6 separate regions of the Mus musculus genome follow, and all the other regions are linked to region 1. A link is a loop called in an ENCODE intact Hi-C map of the cell type or tissue named here. Cell type or tissue: heart. All regions are shown on one strand. Region 1 holds the start of Tgfbr2 (transforming growth factor, beta receptor II). Region 2 overlaps Tgfbr2 (transforming growth factor, beta receptor II). Region 3 overlaps D730003K21Rik (a long non-coding RNA gene). Region 4 has its middle 13 kb from the start of Gm31559. Region 5 overlaps Tgfbr2 (transforming growth factor, beta receptor II). Region 6 has its middle 43 kb from the start of Gm4668.

Region 1 (4,000 bases):
GTAAATTTCTCTTACGCTGAAATCGCTTGCTCATCTGTCAGGCTGGTACGCATAAGACATGTGTTTGTCTTGGACTGACTGGGACTTTGTAAAGAATCTTGTTCCTTCCCTTTGTCTATTGCATTAAGGTATCTTGAGAAACTGCCTCACAATTTACCACTCTGTCAGGACAAATCTCTACACCTTTCCCCTCTGTGGAAACTGAGAAGGCCAGTGGAATTCCAAGTGTCCTTCCACGCGCCCTTTCCCTAGGAGCTGTCTTCCCACTTAAAACCATCTTTAAAAACTTTGACCACATAGGTACAACTCAAAACGAACTGTCCAAACATCCTGGAATGGCAATTCCATAAAATGTTAAAAAAAAAAAAAAAAAGCCCTCTCCGTCTTATAAAACTATTTAAAGCCCAAATTAAAAAGATCCACCAAGTCAGTCAGCTAATTGTTTAAAACTGTGCATAAATATGACTCACAAGCTACAAAGCCTGGAATTCGAAAATCACAAATCTTAATCTTGTAAACAAAACTCAAACTGGGGCCTCTGGACTTCGGTTCTTCTCGAGCTAAAGCAAACGTTTTATGTACACAAAGGGAAGGATATTCTTTCTGATGGTCTTCAGCAAAACCCAGCAGGGTTTTTTTTTTCTTTTAATTTTTTTTTCTTGTGTGTGTCTATATGTGCTTGGGGTAGGGTTTGTGAGCACAGGAAGGGGCAGAGGAGGAGACCAGGGGTCCTCTGTCACTCTCCATGAGTCTCTATCACTCTCTTTGAGTCTCTCTCCGAACCTAGAGCTAACCTGGCATCGAGCAATTTCCAAAGGGTTTCCAGTCTTCTCTCACTAGTGCTGGGCTGGCAAAGAACCACACCCAACTTTGCATATGGGCCCTCGGGATTTGAACTCACGTCCTCAAGCTTGCACAGCAAACACTCTTAGCCACTGAGCTAAATCTCCCAAGCCAGCTTTAAGGGCCTGGGTTAACATGAGAGACAGTTGACCTTTCTGGAACTGCACTTCAATGGAAACCAACGACACGAACGCGGACTTTATGAAGCAACAGGACTAAAACCTGTTAGGATTTTTGCTGTTTCCCTTTGTGTGGCTCTTCCCTTCTGAAATGGTCCACTGCTGTTTGCAACACGATCCAAAACTCTTAAATCACCTCAACTACCGATGTCTGCAACGAGCTCTCTTGCACCCTACTTCCGCGCTCCCCAACACACACACACACACACACACACACACACACACACACACACACACGGCCACCGCAATCTCTGCATTTCACCCCAAATCGACCCTGGCCATCCTCTTAGTTACTAGGGAAGGTCATGGAAAGCCAGTGATGAAAAGAGTGTAAACTTTCACAAACTGAACCACTGCATTGTACAGTAGGGAAAACTGAGGCCCAGAGTCATGTGACTTGCCCAGATCGTGGCCCTAACTCTAACTTTAGAGTTAAAATGCCAGATTTTAAACTTTCCAAGCAAACCCTTAGGAAGGAGCCCTAGAGCCTGCTTTTCTCCCTTAACTAACCCCTGCGATGGGACCTGGAGGACAACCTGGGTTAGGTGTTTCCATTGAATAGTAGCTGCTGAGATCTTTCATTCCAGGCAGCATCCCTATAGTCCATCACTTAGTAGGCATGCACTAGATTTTTCTCAGCCATCAACCTGACCACCCTCACTGGGTCCTCATCCCGGCAGGCCAGGAATCAGCGAGGATAGAGATCAGTTCTCTTCTCTAACTTGTATCCAGTGAGTCACGGCCCAGAATCCCTCCCGAGATGGCAAAGCTGAGGACTGAGAGTCTGGCTCAGTCGCGGTGTCTAGGGCAGTAAGCGGCCCAGGTGTGCAGCAGCTGGGCGTCCAGTCCCCTGCCGATGCTCCTCCAAGTTCCAACTTCTTAAACTTCCCTTTCCGGGGCTCCAGGCCCCTCGCGGCCGACCTGGCCTTTCGTGCGCGCACAAAGGGGGTCAGGAGCGTCCCCAAGTCCCCTGCAAGTGGACTGTCCTGCTCTTTTGCGAGAGATCTTGCCCGGATCCCCGCGGGCCTGAACCGACTCGGGCCGCTACAAACTTCCCGTTTCCGCTCTCGCACCGGGTCCCGCGGCCGACTGTCAATCGCTGCCCTGGGGGCTGGAGGAGGAGCGGGGAGCCCCAGTGAACCCCCAGGGTCGCGCCCTGGCCACTCACTCACCCGACTTGGGAACGTGCGGCGGGATCGTGCTGGCGATGCGCGTCCACAGGACGATATGCAGCGGCCACAGGCCCCGGAGCAGCCCCCGACCCATGGCAGCCCCCGTCGCTCGTCATAGACCGGCCCCTGGTGCGCCACGAACCGAGCCTCGGGGACCCCGGGCTGCGCCTTTACTCCTCGCCCTCTCAGGATGCGGGCCAGATGTGGCCGGCGATCCCCGGAGCTCGGAGGCCCGGAGGAGGCCCCCGGCGGCCGAGGAGAGCTGAGCAGGAGGCTGGGGCTCCGTCCCCCAGGCGAGCGTGTGCGCGCGCGGGGGGTGTCGTCGGTCGGTGCGCGCGAGTGACTCACTCATCAACTTTACCCGGGCGCCGAGAGGGAAACAGGAAACTCCTCGCCAACAGCTGGGCAGGACCTCTCGCCGCCGGAGAGCCTTCCAGCTCCGGCCCTCTCCTCCAGCTTCCAGCCCTCGCCTTCCTCCGGCCGCCAATCAAGGCCGCTGGATTGGACCTTGCCTGGACTCTACAAACTTTTAGCTGCCCACTCCCAGCGCTCCCACGCAACCCCCACCCCGCCAAGTCTGGGCTCCAAGTTCAAACTCAGAAGTGACTAAGCGCACTTTTCGCAAAACAAGCTCGAAAGTGGTGTAAACCACTTTCCTTGATACACCTCCAGGCACCCCCACACCTTCTAGGCATTACTCCCAGGGGCTTCATAATTCCATTGAGACCCAGGAGAGAGCTCTGAAATGTAGCTTCAGAGTCCCGAACACGTTGCTTCCCCTAATAAAATAAAGGTAAGCACTTCTTCACTAGAGCTTAGTTTCAGTTTTATGTACATGCATGTGTGATCACGTTGTAAAGGACTGTTTTTTACTGTGGAACAAAATCCAGGAGTTTGTCTCAGAGTTTAATGTGCGTATTAATCACGTTGGGTTGTGAATTTAGCTAACCTGCAGGTTCTGGTTCAGTAGGTCTGAACCCAGAGTGTCTGCATGTCTAATGAGCACCTGGGTAGAGCCTCCCATTGGAAGGACCGTTTCCTGGGCGTGGTTTGCTGGGTGAAGCTCTGTGATCAAGGTAGGGCTGATATTTTCAGGGTGTTGCCTCTAAGAAACTAAAGAAATTAAAGTATGTTTGGGGCCAGACGATGATGGCACACGTGGGCGGGTCTCTGTGAGTTCAGGGCCAGCCTATTATACAGAGTGAGTTCCAGGGCAGCCAAAGCTATACTGTCTGGGAAAACAAACAAACAAACAAACAAAAACCCAAAAAACAACAAAAAAAAGTGTCTTTGGTGGTGGAGTCTGCTTTTCAATGATCGCTCTTCGATAAGATAATTCGAGTAAGGAGAGAAAATACTTGGCTGGAGGTAGAAAGGCTATCAGTAGGAAGACCCATCAAAATTTCCATTCTTTCTGGGGTGACCATGTTTTCCAGAGACAATCTCTACAGTGTGTGTGTGTGCGTGCGCGCGTGCGCCTGTCTGTGTGCAGCACGGCCTGTTTTTTTGTTTTTGTTTTTTTGTTTTTTTGGTTTTTGAGACAGGGTTTCTCTGTATAGACCTGGCTGTCCTGGAACTCACTCTGTAGACTAGGCTGGCCTCGAACTCAGAAATCTGCCTGCCTGCCTCTGCCTTCCAAGTGCTGGGATTAAAGGCGTGTGCCACCACTGCCTAGCTGCCTGATTTGTTTTTAAGGGTTCATTTTACTGTATGTGTGAGTACCTTGCTTTCATGTCTGTATGTGCATCATGTGCATGCCTGTTGCAGAAGCTATAAAAGGACATAGAACCTTCTGGAACTCGGGTC
Region 2 (4,000 bases), 70 kb before region 1:
TGAGAACACACCAGCAAAAACCAACGTGGAATTCAGGCTCTGAGGTGCCTGCTCCAACTTCACAAGGATTAGGGTCAGGAAGACTACAGTGGCTAAAGCAAAGGAAGCGCACAGAAGCAGCATGCGAGTCAGATCCGCGGGGATCCTAACCCAAGTCCTCTTCCAGAAACGCACGTGACTTGGGAGTGTTGCAGTGTTTCTTCTCATTCAGATGTAGGCTAAGTTTTCAACTGGATTGATGACAGACTGGTAGGCTCAAGTCTCTGCATTTTTGTAGTTTATGGGTTTGTATGTTTAGGACAGAATCTTCCTCTTTAGCCCAGGTTGGACCGTAAGTTACTATGTAACTTACCTCGACTGACCTGGAACTTGACGAAATCCCCTCTCGTTAGCACCATGAGGGCTGGAATTACACTCTCTGTATTAATCTTGTTTTAAATTTAATTTTGTGTGTATGTATATGTGTGTGCATGTTTATGAGGGGGTACATGTGTGTGTGTGTGTGTGTGTGTGTGTGTGTGTGTGTGTGTGTGGTTGGCACTGTGTCAACACTCTTCTGTTGTTCTCCACTTTCTGTACTGTGACAGGGTCTCTCACCTAACCTGGAGCCAACTGCACTAGGATTATAGACACCTCTCTACAAACCCCAAATGGTACATGGGTGCTGAGGAGTTCAACTCGTGCCTTCGTGCTTGTGTGGTAAGACTTGATTGATGAAGCCATCTCCTTAGCTTTCTATGATCTTCTTGCTACCTTCTAAGTCCACTAGTATAAAACAGAAGTCAGAGAGAATGAAATCAAGCATTACTTCCGGTGGATCAGGCTTGGGTGTGCTCTCTGTCCGAGTGAGACCCTGAGGGAAGCCCGGGTGGAGAATGGGTAGTGGATACAATGTAGCGAATTATCAATCTGACTTCCGGGCCATCTGGGAACAATACCCCCAAGACAAAGTGGAGTAGAATACCCAAGGGATGTTCGCTCTTTTCTATATTCTCAAACTCAAGGCAACAGCAGCCGAGGTGTTGGCTAAAATGTTTTATGTCAACTTGACACAACAAGTTGGAGTCATTTTGGAAAAGGGAGCCTCAATTGAGAAAATTCCCTTGGCACACTGACTGGTGGAGCATCTTTTTGATTGATTGATGTGGGAGGGCCCAGCTCACTTGGGGCAGTGTCACTCCTGAGCAGGGTGCTATCAGTAAGCAAACAAAGACGAGCAAGCCAGTAAAAAGTATTCCTCCACCATAATCTCATCAGCTTCTTCTTCAGGGTCCTTCCTCCTTGTTTGAGTGCCTGAGAGCCTGCCCTGGCTTTCCCAGACAATAAGCTATTCCTCACCCGGAAGTGGGAGACAAAATAAACCTTTTCTCCTCAAGTTGCTTTTTGATCAGTATCCCAGCACAGTGATGGGAACCCTAAGGTGGTCTCAAACAGTGGAAAGGACTTGGTGTGCAGAATGCAGAGAAAGAAAGGGGACCTGGGAGAGCAGTGGCATTCTGCTTGGGGAGAATGATTAAGGAAAGAGGAGAGGAGAGAGCTGAATGCCGGCGGGTGGAGGGGGGGGGGCACGGCGGCGGGGGGGGGGGCGGCGGCAGTAAGCTGGACAGCGCCCTCCTGTGGTTCACAGAGGAAAGGCAGGAGTGAAGCCTTAGAGGCTAGCCATCCTCTCTCTCCCTTAAGTTCCAGTTCCTCGGAGGAGTTTTAAACCCCAGACAGACATATCAACCCATCCTGCTTAGTTTTGTGAAAAAGAATTCATCTCTACAAGAATAAATATTTAGGCTCCCCCCTCCCCGACTTCTTTAAATCCAAACGAGAAGAAACAAAGGGAAGATGCTCATCTGACTATTGCCCTTCAGGTAAATAGAAGTAATTCTCGTCTCTGCTTCTAGTGAGTGCCTCTCAAAAGATACTAAAATATCGGTGGGAAGAAAAGTAATTCTATATAGCGGTGTGAAAGGAGATGTACGGCTTTTCACTTAGAAACCTTGGCTCTTCAGAATAATCCCCAATAATCCTAGAACAGCTATGCGCTACACTATCTCAACTGTCTCGCTGTGTGGAGTGCAGGCGTCTGTGCTGAGCCCTGGAACCATGCTTGAGACAGACAGCATTGCATCATCTGGAAGCGAGGGCCGCAGAATGACGTCATCCCACCACTGACAGTGCCGTGACCAAGTACGCACCTCCCACAGCATTGCAGCGGGACGTCATTTCCCAGAGTACCAGAGCCATGGAGTAGACATCCGTCTGCTTGAACGACTCCACGTTTTCCAGATTCATCCTGGATTCTAGAACTTCCGGGGCCATGTATCTTGCCGTTCCCACCTAAGACCAAAAGAAACACAGAAGGAAGTCCATCGTTTGATTCTGAAGGGACTAAAGATTAGGCTTCTCCCATGCCAACGATTGTCTGTTTCCAGAGGTTCCGTGCTCTGTTCTTAGATAACTTCCTGTGTGTATGAGATGTGTTTTGACCATATTCACCCTCATTACCCTCTCTCGTTTCCTGCTCACCTTTTCTGACCCCCCTTTTGCTAACTAGTCCTCTATCTGCTTGCATACCTTTTTAAACGACCCACTGCTTTTGATCAGGGTTGCTCGGATAAGTACTGGATCATAGGTGAAGATCAGTGGTTATACCACTTAAGTAACATAACTCTTCATCCTTCTCCACCAGCGGTCATTTACTGGCAAATGCTCCTCCCCTAGAGGTATGATATTTTCTTTCCTTTTAGCCCATTCTTCCTTCCTCTGTTCCTTTTTGGTTTGTTTTGTTGTTGTTGTTTTTTATTGTTGGTTTTTTGTTTTTGTTTTTGGGTTTTTGGTTTTTTGGGGGGTTTTTTTGGACAGGGTTTTGTGTAGCCCAAGATGGATTCATACTCTGTAGCTGATGATTACCCTGAACCACTGATCCTCCTGCCTCCGTTTCCAGAGCACTGAGACTATAAGCATATGCTACCACACCCCATTTTTATGGATGCTAGGAATTAAATTGAGGTCCTCATGAACACTAGACAAGCACGCTGCTGACCAAGCTACATCCCCAGCCCTGTGCAGATGCACTTAAAACAAAACAACATAGTGCTGTTTGAAATGATGCGAATTACACAGGTAGACACAACACATACTATTATTTTCTCTCCCTGAAAGCTTTTCAAAGACTCTGTACTAGGCATGCTCAAACAAGTACCCCAGCCCAGAGCCACTAATCTGCCTATATATTATTATATGCAACCTATCATTCAAAATTGTTATAGACAACCTGAAGGGCTACATCTGTGATACCTTAGATTTTTTTTTTTTAAGATTAATTTAATTTTATTTTATGTGGTGGGTAGTGTGCCTGTAGAGGCCAGAAGAGGGCATCAGATCCCCTGGCACTGGAGTTACAGGGTTTTGAGCTACCCTGTGGGTGCTGGGAACTGAGCTCAGATCCTCTGGAGAGACTTAAGAATCAGACAGATTCCCTAAAAGGCAGACAGAGAGAGGTAGTGGGTATGTAGTTAAGGTGGTGAACTTTCAAGATGGCTGGCTTCTTTTGCACCCTCTTGGCCTGATACAAAGCCGGGCGTCTTAAGACAAAGACCTTTAGGCTTTTTCTCCTACCAGTAGGTCTCCAGATGGAGTGGCCCATCAAGTTCAAGGCTGGATCAGGACACAGTACGTAAGAGTTGTGCCAATGAGCTGTCCTATCTTTCTTCAATTTCTTCCTTAAATTAGGGGAAGAAAGCCCTTCAGAGCAGAGAAAGCCCCCAGCCCTTAAGAAGAGTCTGGATTGTTGCTTTTCAAGTCCCTCTCAGCTCTGCAGAGCATCTTTTTGTCTGTCTGTCTGTCTGCTGGGTGGTGTGTCTCCTCACCACCAGTCAACCCGTGACTTCAGTGGCAGATTCTGCCTGTTCCTGTCTGTGTATGTGAGATTTCTCTACCGCCACCTTTCACCCTCACGATTATTTTTCTCCCTTTGAATTCTTTAACTGGCAGAGAAAAGGAACCTGAT
Region 3 (4,000 bases), 160 kb after region 1:
GTTTTCCTGAAGCTGGAGTTAGAGGCAGCTGTGAGTCTCCTGATGTTGGTGATAGGAACTGAACTCTAGTCCTTGGCAAGAGAAAAGAAACCCCTAGCCCCGAGCCATGCCATCTCTCTAGCCCTAGATTGCTTTCTTGGTCCTTTTATGCCAGCGACTTCAGAAAGTCTTGCTGTATATTCTTAAAAGGCCGTCTGGAAATTTGTAGAGTTGGGTAATAAACTTTACTGTGTACTTTACTACAGCCTGAACCCCAGAATAATCTTTACTCCATGGAGTGTGTATGTGTGTAAAGGGTCCCAGAGGCAAGATGGAGCCTACGACAACTTCCTGAGAACGAAGTTTTGAAAGCACATACTTGCACTTCCACGAAAATTTGTCACCAACACAGAGCCTTTGTCAGGTGGGTTCCTTTTATTCATGACAGGAAGGGGACTTCCCCTCAGTAATACAGTCATCTGTGGTTGCACATACCTCTCCCTGTCTTCCGGGTTCTTTTCTAGAGAGTCACAGGGAGGGTACGGTTATTAAGACCCTTCACTGATTATATATAGCATTGTTATGTTTTCTTTCAAAACTTCCACTATGTAGTGAGGTTTTTAACTGTAAGGTTGTATGTCTGTACCTGAGCAGGTTTTGTGTGTAGTGTCTTAGTGTCCATAATGATATTTTGTTGGGGCTAGAGAGATGGTCAGATCCATTTGGTCCCTGGTCATGTGGGGCTGTCACCTATCTTCTGTAACTCCAACTCCAGGGAATCCAATGTCTTTTTCTGGCATGTGTGTGTGTACAATTAAAAATAAAACAAAATTAATTTTGACCAAAAGTAATGATACTATCTGAAAATATTGGCTGATCTCAATGTTAAGTAAGCATTTACAAAACTATTTATCATGCAAAAGTACTTGTGTCTAATTTGGAATTAGAAATGAGTCATTAGAAAATTTCTGGAATTAGCTGGTAAGAGAAATCTGGAATTAACAACAATAACAACAAGATGAAGTATTCAAAGTAGGGACAGCCATAATGTATCTGAGCACCTGAGAGATACAGAGAATGCCTTCTCCAGGTTGTAGAATTGGAGAAAACTCTCCAGGTGAGTGAGTGGGTTGGGCTGTGGACCCATGAAAAGTGATAGGAGTGTAGACACCACTTCAAAGGCGCTTCACTCATGTTGGCCACCCCAAGGGCTTTGCTTTCCTGTCAACAGTGATGTCTTTACCATCTTGTCCTTGTTTATAACATGTTGGACTACTCAACAGGGTCTCTCTATTTTACCAAGTCGTGGAACAGAGTGAAGGACAGCAGAGATGGCCAGGATCCCATATGTAAAGGTGATGAAGAGTGAGCACTGGGTCTGTCATGTGCTTGCTCAGATTTTCCCATTTAACTTTCAGGAGCCATCTGTAGAAAAATAACATCATTATGTCCATTTGAAGGTTCAAGGGATCAGGACACATGGGCAACTCATAGTTAGTAGGTGATGGGAAAAGGCTTTAGATATTTGGATCTGGAGGCTGAGCTCAGCATATGAGATGACAGAGAGTCCTATTCAGCCATCTTATTCTGTCATTCTGTGGGAATAACAGAGACTTCTTTGTTCTTCTCTGGGTGCTGGATAGACTATGTTAGTGTAGACCAATCAGAAATGATTTCTGGCTACTCTGAGTGCACATGTGTCAACTGGTACACACCTGGGCATCACCATACTCAGAACCATTTCTTTCAACTTGTTGCTGTGCCTAAAAAATGTAATTCTTCCTCTCACTGTTTCCTTTAAAGCCTGCTGCTCTTTTCTTCCACCTTATATCAGCAATCGCTTGAGACCAGTAGCCTAGTTTTGTTTCAGGAGCCAGTAGTGGAGAAACAGGGAGTTGGGAGATGGGGTTTTGCCCTTTAGATCAAAAGGGAAGGGAACTATTTTTGTAGGGTGTGCTGCGGGGTGCAGGGTAGATCAGGAGAACAGAGTAGCAGTAGAATCGCGCAAGGCTGCTCTGGAGGTCTCCATTTTGAAGCATCTCTCTTTCCATTAGAGGGAGCCACACATATACAGTTTCCCAACATGCAAGTTCCACAATGCAAATGACAGTGCCCCCGACTGGTCAGTGCTCAGTCCTAAGTGTTTGTGGCTTTATCTTTGGGGGAATCCAGCGAATGCTGCTTGGCCACAGCTATCCCCCTGCCCCCATACCCCTGTTTGCAGTTCCTACACAAGGAAGTAGTTTCCTGTGTGAGGAGCTGTCCTGTGCCAGAATGAAGTAGGTGAAAGATTCATTCTTTTCCTTGTCTCTCAGCTATGGCCTTCCAGAGACAGCTTTTATTTTCCAACTGAAAAAAATAAAAAAATAAAAGAGCCATACAGCCTCAGTGGGCCACAGCTGTAATGAACACTTTTTTCTACTGTGCACGACTCTGTAGCCAGTAGGAGATTCTGGAGATGTTCTTTTGAAATAGTATTACCTACCTTTCTGAAGTTTTATTGTCTACAAGGGTGAACATCTTAAATATTATTTTTTTATGAGACAGCATTCTAGTCATTGTGGTTCCTGGACCCCATGAATATTAAGAAAAATTGTGAAATTTGTATTTGGTCATTCACATTCAAACCCTGACAGCAGTATTCATCACTGGATTAAATCTCACAGGGTGATGGAAATGTGGGTTGGTCTCATTCCAAACGTGTGTCTCTTCCACGAAACTATGATGCCATACTTTGGAAGAAACAAAGCACCATATTTTATAATAGCCCCAGAGCATTCACACAGGAAATAGGTTCTCTCTTTATTGAAACAAATCTTTGTTAATGATCCCAGAAAGATCCAACTCCACCTGAACTTAATGGATCCAGGCTTCAATCCCTCTCTTACTGAACAGCGTTGGCCACCGTGGCCTGTGCATCTGGTGACATATTTCACTTCCTCTGGCTTAACTTGCCTTCTTCTCTTCCCACGGGCAGAAAATTACCAGGATTAATACAGCCTTAGACCAGGTAATTGGGCGCGCTCAAGCCTTCCCAAAGGGTATAACACCTAACTGCATTTGCAAGGAGCCACCTGCAGGCATAAATTGTGAGCTTAACATGGCAAATGGTGAGGGACAGCCAAGTTTCTAACGCCATCCAGTTGTCTTGAGGCACTGAATTGTTCAACAGACTGTGGGTATGTTTGCAAGCTCTTGATTTATATTTATGAGCTTAGAAGTGTGGGAGAGACAGGGAGGGAAGCAGAGAGAAGCCAGCATACTCCTAGACTAACAGAATTACAACTCTGAGGGGACATCTTGAAAACAATCATAGTTGCATATACCTAACAAAGTATCCCGGTTTTAATTTCATCCTTAGACAGGTTCAAAACTAAGTAAGGGATTTGTGTCAAGGTAGCCATCGGATTCTCCTGTGCTGGTGAGCCAGGACTGACTTCCTGTATTACTCCCTAAGTTGGTCAGTCAAATGAAGCTTGATAGATATGAAATATGACAGAGTAAAGGAGCTGATGCAACCATTCATTTGTGTTGACTTTTCCTGTGATACCTTTTCGTTTTGTTTTGTTTTTGGTTGCCCAGGCTGACCTTAAATTTGCTCTGTAGCCAAGGCTGACCCTGACCTTCTGATCGCCTTGCCTCCACTTTCAAAGTGCACTGTCATGCCAGATTTATACAGTACTCAAGAGTAAACCCGGGGTTTCTCAAACACTAGACAAGCTCTCCACCAACTGAGCTACATCTCCAGCCCTACCCTGTGCTGAACTCTTTAAAAAGAAAAAAATGACTCACTTCCAAAGAAGAAAGTGAACTTTCACTATGTTCACATATACGGGCTAGAGTAGCCATGACATAGCCGAAGAGGCCACCAACCCTCACTTACTGCTAATCAATGGCAGCTGTTAACAGCTGCCTTAAAGGCTTGATCACCATGAATGACACTTGGGTCAAGGATATGGGCTTAATGCAGATACAATATAATTTGGGAATCTAGCTATGAGTCAGAATTGGCCACAAGAAA
Region 4 (4,000 bases), 210 kb after region 1:
ACACACCTACCTTTAGAGGCATACCTTAGGAAAGCTACTTTTGTATGGTGTAATTTTGGATGATGTTGATTTTATTCCAATATATGTTCTTATTTTTATATTTTCATATCAGGACCATTACCGTTTGTGAACAATTTATGCAATAAACAAGTACTGAAAGCAACCAGTTACTCTGTCTTTAAGCTCTGAAGACAGAGATCTTTAGAGTTTTCTAGATTCTAAGTTTCACCCCTAAGAGCTGGCTAGTCCTTTCTTGCAGGACAGTGACCCGGCAGGCCAGATACTGCAGCCCATCTCTCCTGGTTGTGTGACAAGGGTCCTTATATGGAGTGCTGGCCAAAAAGTTCCCAACACTCACCCACATGCAATTCCTCCAACAGTGAACATTTGTTTAAACATCCAGCTGATATCTTCCTTAAGTCCCTTTATCTATCATGAACAATGATTACAGATTATTGATACCTAAGGACAATGTACCAAGCAACAAGCATTAGTAAAGGACAGGCTGACTACGACCAGGCAGTAGGAGAGACACAGAAGCTCCTGGGATCTCTTCCTGAATAAACCTCAGCACAGAAGGATGAGAGGGTATGAGCTCAGCTTCTAGAAGAGACGGATCACACCCAAGCTCTCTGTCAAAGTCCAGTGTGAGAATGTTTCTCCTATACCGTCAAAAAACAAACAGAACTGACACAAAACCCAAGTGGACATTTTTTTCTATATTAAATGGTAACCAAGGAGGAGGGAAAAAGAAGAAAATAGATTTTCATAAAACAGGCCACCACCCCAAGTTTACTGATAGAAATGTGATGCAGGCTAGGCCACAAGGCTCCTTCCTCCCCTTTTATTTACTCTTTTATCTTCTCCCTCTCCCTCTCCCTCCGTCTCTCCCTCTCTCCCTCTCCCACTCATCCCTCTTTCCCCCCTCTCTTTTTTTTTCTCCCTCTCATTCTCCATCTTTATCTCCCTCTCCACTTTTCTCACATAAGACATGGTCTTTCTGTGTTGACCAGAATGGCCTCAAATACACAGATACAGTCGTTCATCATCTGAGAACAGGGATAACAATCATGCATGCACCCTCATGCCTGCAAACCTAGACATTGTCCAGAACCTATACATGGGCTCTGTGCTTTTGCTAAGGAAGCAGACTCACTTAGTATAGACTATATATATATAGCTCATGATTAATTCAGGGTCCCAGTTAATGTAAGACAAAGTCCTTATCAGAGATAATGTGCTTAATTTTAAAAACCTAAATTATTATCATTACTTCCACTGGTGGTGATAATTAGTAGGTGCACAGGGTTGGGTTATCTTCTGAGTTATCTAGTGCTTCATCAGAGAACTGGTCGTCTCTCTAGAATTTAGCAGGTAGGCACTGCTTGGATGAAGCCTGACATATCCATCATAGTAGGCTTTCAGGCTTCTTGCTACTCTTCTCTTATGTTGATGAGATTATGATGTGTACATTATTTAGAAGAAGCATCTTTTTCATAAAACAGATACAATACTAGTTTTAAAGAGTGAAACAGGCTAGAGAGATGGTTCAGCAGTTAAGAGCACTTGCTGTTCTTCCAGAGGGCCTCTCTGCACTCATGTGGTAGCTCGCAACCATCTATAACCCAGTTTTAGGGGATCTGATACCCTTTTCTAACTTACACAGGAACTATACTCATGTGCACATGCTCACACACAGACTCAAGCATATACACATAAAAATTAAAATTAAAATAGTCAGACAGGCGACCTGCCACTGCCTCTCTTCCAGCTACTGGTTGACAAACAGGTCTGCCTCACATCAGAGAATAAGAGCTGAAGGTCAGGATGGGAGGATAGCCATGCAAGAAAAACAGTTCCAATGCAAGCCTTAATGCAGAGGAGTAAATAAAGTAGGTACTTATAGGCCTGAAAGGATGGGTGAGCAGTCAAGGGCACTGGAAGCCCTTGCAGGGATGGGACAGCAGCACTCAATCTTTGATGGCCTGTAACTCCATCCCCAGGGGAACCAATGCCCTCTTCTGGTCTCCTCAGACACCTGCACACACATTTTCTTACAGTCACACATACACAACAACAACAACAACAAAATATCAAAAAACATAACTGGATTTTTTTTTTAAGTTTCATTGTTGACTACATTGGAGGCTAAATTTTACCCATCCTCAGTCTATGTGGAACATCCTTGCAACACCAGTTAGTGGAACATGAAGACTCAAGGGAGAAGGGAACTCATGTTTGTTTGTTTGTTTGTTTTCCTCCTAAGTTGGCATCTGGGTTGATCTTTGAACTCTCTCTCCTTCCCCTGCTTGCCGTGTGGGACTGAGCAACTGCTAGACCCTTGGACTTCCATTCACAGCTGCTGCTGACCATTGTTGGGAGTTGGACTTCAGACTGTAAGCCATCAGCAAATTCCTTTACTATATAGAGACTACCCATAAGTCCCGTGACTCTAGAGAACCCTGACTAATACAGAGGTCCTGGTCATATAAGAACTTCAACATTTAAAACATACGCATTTGGGACTGTTTTCTTCAGGGTCTGTGATTTTACAACCTTGATATATGGCTTGTGTTTGCTTTTCAGGCCACATTTGCATTCTGGTGTTAAGGTCTTCATTCACATGCTAGCAGCCACACCATGCACAACGTGACTGTGAGCTTGTTGCCAAGGTCTGACTTCATGTTCCTCCCTTTCTTCCTTTAGCTGAAAAAAAAATGCATTATTCTCCTCCATTCAAGAATTACTTCAGAAACAATAATCAAGCAGGCAACTTGAGGTTTTTAAAAAACTGACAAGCTGTTAATTCTTCGGTGTTTTTTTTAAAATACAAAAGAAACCGAGAGTCTGCTTTACTATTGGTTTTCCTAAAAAAAATTCTAAAAGGTATTTTTTTAACTTTATTTTATATGCATTGGTATGCAGGTGTCAGAGCCCCTGGAACTGGAGCTACAGACAGTTGTGAGCTGCCATGTGGGTGCTGGGAATTGAACCCCAGTCCTCTGTAAGCGCAGCTTGTGCTCTTAACCACGGAACCATCTCTCTAGCCCTCTTAAAAATTATAAAAAGAAAAAATAATCAACCATAACCGTAATTTCTATGAACATTTTGAAAATAATCCCAAATCTGTTTGTATTTACATATATTGGCATAAATAAAATCAGATAAGACATATCATTATATCTATATCTATACATCTTTTACACACTTAAGAAAAACATTTTCTGAGCTGGCAAAATGTCTCAGTGGTTAAGGGTGCTTCCAGTAGACTAGAGTTCTGCTCCCAGCACCCACAGCTATTAGGGAACTCACAACTGCCTGTATCTCCAGCTGCAGGAGAGCTGATTTCCTCTTTGGCCTCTAAAGATGCCTATATACACATGAACATATCCCCACACAACACACATGTATGCACATGACTAAGAGTAAAACAGATCTTTAAAATGTTATTATCATTACTTGTGGTGTGTGTGTGTATACATGTGTGTCACAGTGTGTGTGTGTGCGCCACAGTGCGTGCGAAGGTTCAGAGGACAACTTCACAGAGTCACTTCTCCTTCTACCTTTCCTTGGATCCAGAGAGCACACTCAGGTCATCAGCCTTGTGTGGCATGTGCTTTTACCTGGAGCGATCTACACAGACTGTGGCTAAACTTCCTGTCCTATTCAATTAATTAAATTAACCCTAAAATGAAGAAATGTGATAATTCTTCCAAATATGGTTATTTAATGGCTGAAAACAATAATCCATTACTGTCCTCATAAAAAAATTCTTGTTTATGTGTTTTTCATTTGTTTGAAAATTTACTTATTGAGATAGGCTCTCACTAGGTAGCCTGGGCTGGCCTGGAAGTCAGATGTCGATGAGTCTGACCTTATTCACAAAGATCTACCCATCTTTGTGCCTCTTAAATGCTGTCATTAAAAAGGTATGCACCATCACCCCCAGATAGATCTTACTTTTTAATTATTAATGTATGAATTTGCTTGTGTATATGCT
Region 5 (4,000 bases), 86 kb before region 1:
GTCTCCATCAGAGCACTGTGACTACCCACAAGAGACCTCCAAGACGGGGCTGTTGCCATATTCTCTCCCAGAAGCAGAGGTCATCAGACCCTTCCCTTAGATCCCACCCACACTTTTCTATACCTTCCTCCCGGATGTCTGTCTTTCTGGCCAAGCTGCAAGTGATTCTATGGTCTCAGGATGAGCTAGCGTGTGTGGGGACAGGGAGGCTAACAGAAGGGCGCTTAGTCTGTGCAGCTCTGGGGAAGTCAGCGTTCATGTGGGGGTGAAACTCTGTGGGTGATTCACACTCCTGGAACTTGCCCTGTATCAGACTCTGTTAGTAAGCATGACAACTTGTTTGCTTGACAAGTGGGACTTTGACGGGATCTTTACTTTGTTCTGTCCCTGGTGACACAATCTGAGGTGATCAGACATGGCACATCTGCTCAGGGAAATGCGCTCACAGTACTACTCATGGACAATCCATGTGGAAGAGCACAAAAGGACATTTTTGGCCATGCTGAAGAATAGTCTGGTGTGTGAAGTGGGTTTAGCTACTGGGGACAGCAACAAGAGGCAAGGTGGTCTGCGGACTTTGGATTTATTTGATCTACTAGACATTTTTATTTATATAAAAGACAAACACTGCATAGATTGAAAATAAGTGCTTTAGGTTTTGATATAAAAAGAATATTGTGCATTCATTCACATTCCTATTTGAATACATGAATATGGCCGAAGTGTTCAATAAAAGAATAAAACTTTCCCTTTATGTAGAGTAGTGAACAAGAGTCAACACTTTGAGGAATGACAGCGATGCTATTCCTTGGTCTTTTTCTTGAATAAAGAAAAGAAATGACATAAACAAAACAAGCCACAGTAACATGACACCATATTCCAGTTTCTGATGATGACCCGGAAGTGAAGTCACTTTTGAACCCTAGAAATCCCACTAGTGGACCAGCATTCTGTAAATTCCCCGCTAGAGGGCGGTGAACAACAGCTACTGGGTTAGCACTGGCAATCCAAAAGAAGCAAGTGGGCTTGGGGGTTTCCATGGTGTTCGAAGCCACAGAACACATAGATTTTTGTCCTACCCCCAATTTGACCATGTTGACCAAACAGAACAAAAGGCCCCCTTGGTGGTTCTCCAATCATGCTCCTATTTGGTTGAAAATAAGTCGCTTCAAAAACACAATTTCTTAACAAGACAGACTTTGGTTTGCAACATCCACATTTGTTGGGGGATTAACAAGTTTCCTTTTAAAGCTCATTCCCTGCTCTCATCCAAGTGGACACAGAGTCCCTGTCTCTACACAGGAGTCCTGTGTGACCCCTGTTCAAATATGCACTTGTAATTTCTGCCAAGGTTAGGACCATGCAGAGACCAGTAGCCATAAAGAAAGATTCTTAGAGCAGAGAGGTTCCCTTGCAGAGGCAGATGAAACTTATTATGCATACAAAGAGCCCTGACCTAATGAGGTCACACACAGGTGGTCTCCTGATGTCCAATTTATGTCAATTTCAAATCATAACATCAGATAAGTTTTGTGCAATCCAATCTGTTCCCAGAACAGGGTGAAATGAATGCACATTTCTAGTGTGTGCACGTGTGTGTGGGTGTTCGTGGGTGCACCTGTGATGGAGACCAGAAGTCAGTCAATGTCAGATGTTCCTCAGGGTGCTGCTCACCCTGCTTTGGAGACAATCTTCCTAGCCCTGGGCTTCCAGGGGTGTTCGTCTTCCCAGGGCTGAGATGATAAGAGTGCCCCACTGAACATGACTTTTGTCGTGGGTTCTGGAGGGGTTGAACTCAGGTCGTCTTGCTTGTGGTGCAACCATTTTTACTTGCTATCTCTCCATGCTCACGAACGCACTTTTCTTACAATGGATCCTGACTGGAAGCAGCTTTCATTTCCAGACTGGGGTGGGTGTGAGTAATGGGAAGTCTGGAGGCTTAGGAGTGAGCAGTGAGGCAGCTGCAGCCATGCCCTTCTTGCTGGAAATGATGCCCCCTGGGGGCGGAGCTAGGAACCACCTCCTCTGCTTATTGGGGAATCTAAGCTTCTCTGCAACCTCCCAAATAGTTCTAAAGAAGCTCAACTAACTTTTTCGACAGTGTGTTGATCGAGGAAAAGGAGGGTTCAAAGAGTCCCCGGACACAGCTGTACAGTATGGGCAGCGTGCGCCATTCAAATCCTGTCCGCTATTTGGGAGGCTGGGATAATGGAACCCACTGGTGTTGCCATGGCAAGCTGGAAGACCCAGCAGCAGAGCGACAAAAATTAAACACAGTGAGGCTGAGGGGCTGAGTGTAGGGTGTGCCTTGTTTTAAAAAAATCAACAAAGGATAATGGCAGGGAACAAATAACAGTTACTTATGCACAGGAAAGGATCAAAGAACTCAATCTTATTAGTAGATGGTAGGCCAATTTCATGGGTGGGGAACGGTCTTCTTTGATTTTTGGTAGCCCGTAAAAGCAGAAAAATGGGGCCAAGTTTCAAGGCTAAGTCAGAAGGTTCACAAGTCAGAGTGGGGCTTGAATGTCAAAGATAACAACCAAGAGAAGCAAAGACACATGGGAGATCCTGGGACTCAGTGCTGGACTGGAGCTCAGCTCCCTGGTCCATAAAGCACCCTACTGTAGAGGGTCATTATTGCAAAACAAAGTGTTTTGTGGCCAAAGCAGGCTGCAAGGCATGGATCCTTCTCATACAATTGTGCCCCCAACCCTGCTGTCAGGGGATCGTTGCTTGTGTGACTGATTGTCAAGTGCTAACGCTATCCCGAGTCCCTTCTGCTCCATTCTAGAGCTCTCCAATAAAAACTAATTCCCCGGGGAACACATTTGATCATTTTCTTTGTCTCCTTGCAGAGTATGGCTATATATAGAGAGATATAGACATATAGATATATAGATATATATAAAACATAGCTATTCGTATTTACACACAGGCATTAATAAAGTGCAAACGTTATTGGCTGTTGTAAAAATCAATCTCATTTCCTGAGGAGGTGCTAGCACAGCTTATGCCATGACAGTCTCCAAGGCATAGGACGCTCTCTGTCACTCATCCCCCGCCGCTGCCACCGCCGCTATGGTTGTTGCTGCTGCTGCTGCCGCTTCTAAACACGGGGCAGCTCCTGGGGAAGAAGGGAGCAAGTCCTTGGTTTTCCAGAAGCATCAGTCAGGAGAGAATCCTGCTGCCTCTGGTCTTTGGCTAGAGGACGGCTTCTGGAGGCTTGGCCCAGCCTGCCCAGAAAAAGCTATTTGGTAGTGTTCAGCGAGCCATCTTCTGGAATCTTCTCCTGGGAGCAGCTCCTCCCAGAGAGTCTCTCCGGATGCTCCAGCTCACTGAAGCGCTCTGCCACACACTGTGCTGTGAGACGGGCTTCGGGGTCATGGTCCCAGCACTCGGTCAAAGTCTCACACACGATCTGGATGCCCTGCAGAGGAAAGGAGGGGGGTCCCAAGGGCACCGTCAGTGGGTGGTCTCCATGGAGTTAGTATCAATACATCATTAACAAGGTCCACAGTTCAGAATAAGGCTCACTCTTTCTATGTGTTCATGTGTAGGTAGGTGTGGGTCAAAGGTCACTGTCAGCTGTCTTCCTCAAAGACACCTTACTCTTTGAGACAGGGTTTCTCATTGAGCCTGGAGCTCACTGATTTGGGATCCTTCTGCCTCCTCTTCCTTCTGTGCTTGTCTTACAGGATTACATCATGGCCACCAGCTTTTTACATGGGTACTGGGGATTCGAGCTCAGGTCCTCACCCTAATTTGCAATAGTGCCATCTCTCCAGTGCCTAGGGTCTACTCATGGTGGCATACATTGTATAGAATGTAACAGATATATCCATTACAGGGTCTGAAGGACTTCCGTTCCTCACTTTAAGCTGGGCTCTCTCTTTCCCTTGACTCTTTCATGGCCTCTGGAGATTTTCTTCTTTCAAACTGTAACCGTGCTAGCCCATAGGTACCCTTCTGTTTGAATGGAGCTGGACCCTCAAGCCCA
Region 6 (4,000 bases), 58 kb after region 1:
CATCAAGGAAACAAAACCCGGAGATTCTAACCAGTTGGTTTCAGGGCTACAGGAAAAGGCGACACAATCCAACCTCGATTGAACCGAAAGGCTCTGCTTTCGGATACCTTCTGTGGAGGTGGTAATACTGCTATTTGAACTTAGATCTCTCCAATCAAATTCTACCTTAACCACATTTCCTCCCTCTTTTATTTGTCTAAAAACCACCCCTACTTTGACTATCATGGTATCTTTCGAAAGAAAACAAATACATGATTTTTTATCCCTCTTCTCAATTCTGGGCAAAGGCTAAGGATGGTTTCCTGGCACTTGAGGCTCTTTTCACTCTTTCTGAAAACCCCTTTCTTCTTTTGTCTTGTAGCTGCTTGTTACCCTGTGTTGCAAGGAGTGTGGCTTTCTCTCTTCTCCAGGCAGCTGCCAATATTTAGAGCTTGCCTGCACAGTTCTCCCACCCCCTCCCATCTTAAACTCTAATGAAATTGTCCCCAAGCTTCAGATAAACAAGACAAAACACTCGATGTACAATCCTAAGCCATAGGAAGATGAAAGGAGGAATCCGACTCCCAAAGACGGGGTGGGGGCGGGACAGAGAGAGACAGAGACAGAGAAAGACAGAGACAAGAGAGACAGAGACAGAGACAAGAGAGACAGAGACAGACAGACAGACAGACAGACAGGGGCGGGTAAGGGAGAGAGAGTCAGACAGACAAAAAGACAGACAGAGACACAAACACCAAGACACACACATAGAGAAATAGCTCACACCTTTCAGAAGAGATGATTTTTAAATGCTGTTCAGTTCCGACTAACATTCTAAGATTTTGTAGGCAGAGCTGAAAACCCTTATTTTCACTGGGCAGCATTAATGACCACAAGCCCTGCCTAAGCGAGAAATATTTTCACTGCTTTGGAGAGTCGAAGCCTTTCCCTACCAATGCTTAGGTGGCTTAGTGTTTCCTCTTCTCACACCCCTGCTTTCTCGGTCTTAAGCTTCTATTTATTTTCATTTAGTTTAGGAGGAGACACAGGATTACTCCTCTTTCGTGGGGTTCCAGAACTGATGTCAAGTTTAATTGAAGGCTGGGGGAACTGATCTGATGGCAGAAAATATGAATTGGTCTGGCTGCCAAGGAGCAAATTATAAAGCTGGCCATGGGCTTCGAAAGCCATCCCAGGTTTCAATTTCGGAAAGCAGGATTTAGGAATAACGAATAACTGAAATCAATGTCTGAGGCTCAAGAGGGGAGAATGGAGCCTTACCTGCTCTGCGTCCATCCTATGAACTTCCCTACCAACTCCAGCCCCAATTTCAAGCAGAATTAGTCAGAGAATGGGACATTCAGGAGACCGTGGAATTGTCAAAGCTGGCAGAACCAAACACGAGTCACCCTGTGGAGAAGTCTGGGGAAGCCATGTTGGGGTGCAGATAGATAAGCAAATCTGTCCCACACCGTCTCACATCGGGGCTCTGGGTCCTAAGATTCAGAGGGTTTTATTATTGTTATAATTGTTGATTTTGTGACCCAGAGCCAAAATAAGTAAGTACACCAAATATCCAGCTTTGCATTTAAGGCATTTTGGTGTCTGCACTGTGTTAAAGGAAAATGCTCCCCCCACCCCACCCCCGTTGCTATGTATATTGGCAAATATCCTATCCAAAGAATTGTGCTCCAAGAACTCTGGAAACACCTGCCAGTAGAAAGCTTGGGAGCCTTGTTTAAACAAGCATGCCTGCCAACTTTCCAGGGCTGTTGGTTTTGTGGAGTGAATAACTTGGATTATTTCAATATCTACTTGGTGGATAACAGGATCACGGCCATGGCGATGAGACCAGGCACCAAACGGCCTGCGATTGGGTGGATCTTTCCGCTCTAGCTTTAAGAAAACATTGTCTTCTGAATCTAGCATGAAGAAAAAAGAAAAACCCAAACAACAACAACAATAACAATGTAAGCACGAGGCAGTGCTAATCCCACCGGCCCCTCCATATGCCTGGGCTTTGGAGAAGTCTTGGCTTTGAACTCACAGACACTGGTAGTTTCTTTTCCAGTTGCTGTGGTGAAGCGATCTGAGAAAAGCAGCTCAAGGGAGAAAGGGTTGGTTTTAGTTCCGGGCGAGAGTCTGTCACTGTGGGAAAGTGAAGGGGGCGGGGACTGGAAATAGCCAATCAGATCGTATCCACACTCAGGAAGCCGAGACAAAGGAACACACGTGGCCACTGCTCAGCTCACTGTGTCCATTTATACAGTCCAGGACCTCCTTCCCTAGAAAATGGTCCTGCCTGCCATAAAGATGGATAGTCCTGTGCCAATTAGCATAATCAAGCTGAAGCGCCACAAGCATGTCTAGAGACTTACTTCCTATTGGTTCCAGGTTCTATCAAGTTGAAGTTAAGACTAGCCAACCATCACATATGGTTTCTAAGAAACACAGAGAATCCAAAGCTCCAGTCTCTACTGCATGCACAGGTGGTAAAATGTGTCCTTCAGACCAATGGTTCTTAACTTGTGGGTCACAACCCCTTTAAGGAGTTGAATGACCATTTTAGAAAGGTCACCTACGACCATCTGGAAACACGGATACTTACATTCAGAACAGAGGTAAAATTACAGTTATGAATTAGCAACAAAAATAATTTTATGGTTGGGGGTCACCACAACCAGAGGGACTGTATTAAAGGGTTGAAGCATTAGAAAGGTTGAACCACTCTCTGCTTTAGGCTATCAGGGCCACATAGATTCTATTTGAAGTATGTTGCATAACAGAGAATCAGGCATCCCACTTGGCCACCATCACACTTTCCAGTTTGATTGTAAGTTTGAGTGCTGACACTATTGCACAAAGGAATGAAGAGCTCATTGATCATTGTCCAATAGGCAAGGTGCTCTCTCGGTGTAGTGAGTAAAGACTATGGATATATAAGCCATCATGGCCAGCCATAAAAAATGCATGCTCCAGAAAGTGGGACTCGGTGGCTTTTGTTTGCTTCTCAGCAGCTCATGTGAAGTTATTTGAAGTAAGGGAGTTGCGGTGGGAGGGATGGCACATCTCTGCTTGCAGAGCATAAGGTGTTCACTCTGAGCTTGCTGGGCTCTGTGGCTGAGTATGGTATGGTGTGTTTCTCTGGGCAGAAACCATGATGTTATACCCAAAGTGTCTCCACCTGGAGGTACTGCCTGCTAGACGGGCTTGGGAGGAGTCACATGGGACAGCTGCTTCTGAGTTCATTCTTCCTCCAAGCTGGGGGAGCCCTGAGATTCACTTCTTACTCTCTGTTTCTCGGTCTCCCCATCTCATAGCATGAGAGTTAGGACTCTGGTGATGGCTCAGATGGTAAAGTGTTTGCTGGAGAAATATGAGGATTGGAGGTTTAATCACCACAACCTGTGTAGAGGTGTCATGTGCTTGTAATGGCATTCCTGAAGAGATGGAAAAGTGAATGTGGCTCCGAATTAGCCTAGCTTCTGACCTACTTATGGAGACTCTGTATAAAAACAATAATGGAGATGGTCCTGATGAACAATACTCAAGGCTGTCCTCTGGACTCCAGAAATATGCATGACTATGTACATGCACACACACACTCATGCACACATATGCACACACACACACACACACACACACACACCATCTGTCCACTAGTTCAGTGGATACTAAATTTTGGGATTCTTAAAGCTATACTAGAGATTTCACAAATACAACATGTTAGAATACGCCCAAATTTTAAAAGAAATAAAGCAAGAACCATCTGTCAGGTCCTACAATTAATGAGTGCATTGAAGAATTATGCAAAGAACACACAAAAACTCATATGCTCTGTCCCACAACTCTACGCGCACATGCAGATAGCACGCATATAATGAACTTTTCTACACTACTCTGGTATGTGAACTCTGCTCTTCTAGAAATGTGTTTACCCCCCTGGGAGGAATGTCTCCGCCCGCCCAAGGAATGCAGTGGGCAAGAGGTTTCCTCTCCCCTCCTTAGCAATGCAGCTTAG

The links. Hi-C counts contacts between places; a loop is a spot of excess contacts. Peaks named below come from ENCODE experiments on the same cell type or tissue, not always from the same donor. Only the 100,000 strongest peaks of a DNase experiment are listed, where the experiment ranks them.
Region 2: it touches region 1 in a loop (2.1-fold over the local background); 3 of 42 quality-filtered maps call a loop at or near these places.
Region 3: it touches region 1 in a loop (1.8-fold over the local background); 5 of 42 quality-filtered maps call a loop at or near these places.
Region 4: it touches region 1 in a loop (2.5-fold over the local background); 6 of 42 quality-filtered maps call a loop at or near these places.
Region 5: a loop joins it to region 1, with 2.4 times the contacts of the local background. A loop is called at or near these places in 9 of 42 quality-filtered maps.
Region 6: a loop joins it to region 1, with 1.9 times the contacts of the local background. A loop is called at or near these places in 5 of 42 quality-filtered maps.

Annotation. Positions count from the first base shown.
Region 1 is chr9:116,172,750-116,176,749 of GRCm38, forward strand. It overlaps Tgfbr2 (transforming growth factor, beta receptor II), which reads right to left and starts at 2,614. Exons shown (of 8, transcript NM_009371.3): 1 at 2,195-2,614. The coding sequence starts at 2,288. It overlaps Gm40582 (a long non-coding RNA gene), which reads left to right and starts at 2,895. Exons shown (of 3, transcript XR_871320.3): 1 at 2,895-2,987; 2 at 3,162-3,270; 3 at 3,962-4,000. In heart, a CTCF peak has its summit at 2,441; DNase peaks (open chromatin) are centred at 902, 2,532 and 3,242; H3K4me3 peaks cover 2,549 bases; H3K27ac peaks cover 2,377 bases.
Region 2 is chr9:116,102,848-116,106,847 of GRCm38, forward strand. Tgfbr2 (transforming growth factor, beta receptor II) reads right to left here. Exons shown (of 8, transcript NM_009371.3): 6 at 2,187-2,328. Among named protein-coding and RNA genes, the nearest start is that of Gm31292, 41 kb to the right of the region's middle. In heart, a CTCF peak has its summit at 1,656 (motif pointing left); no DNase peak of the experiment used is centred here.
Region 3 is chr9:116,328,936-116,332,935 of GRCm38, forward strand. It overlaps D730003K21Rik (a long non-coding RNA gene), which reads left to right. Exons shown (of 4, transcript XR_871324.2): 2 at 246-403. Among named protein-coding and RNA genes, the nearest start is that of D730003K21Rik, 3.6 kb to the left of the region's middle. In heart, a CTCF peak has its summit at 2,065 (motif pointing left); no DNase peak of the experiment used is centred here.
Region 4 is chr9:116,378,145-116,382,144 of GRCm38, forward strand. No RefSeq gene overlaps it. Among named protein-coding and RNA genes, the nearest start is that of Gm31559, 13 kb to the right of the region's middle. In heart, a CTCF peak has its summit at 2,031 (motif pointing left); no DNase peak of the experiment used is centred here.
Region 5 is chr9:116,087,128-116,091,127 of GRCm38, forward strand. It overlaps Tgfbr2 (transforming growth factor, beta receptor II), which reads right to left. Exons shown (of 8, transcript NM_009371.3): 8 at 568-3,430. The coding sequence ends at 3,251. Among named protein-coding and RNA genes, the nearest start is that of Gm31014, 35 kb to the left of the region's middle. In heart, CTCF peaks have their summits at 956 (motif pointing right) and 2,007 (motif pointing left); a DNase peak (open chromatin) is centred at 964.
Region 6 is chr9:116,230,432-116,234,431 of GRCm38, forward strand. No RefSeq gene overlaps it. Among named protein-coding and RNA genes, the nearest start is that of Gm4668, 43 kb to the left of the region's middle. In heart, no CTCF peak of the experiment used is centred here; DNase peaks (open chromatin) are centred at 1,720 and 2,170.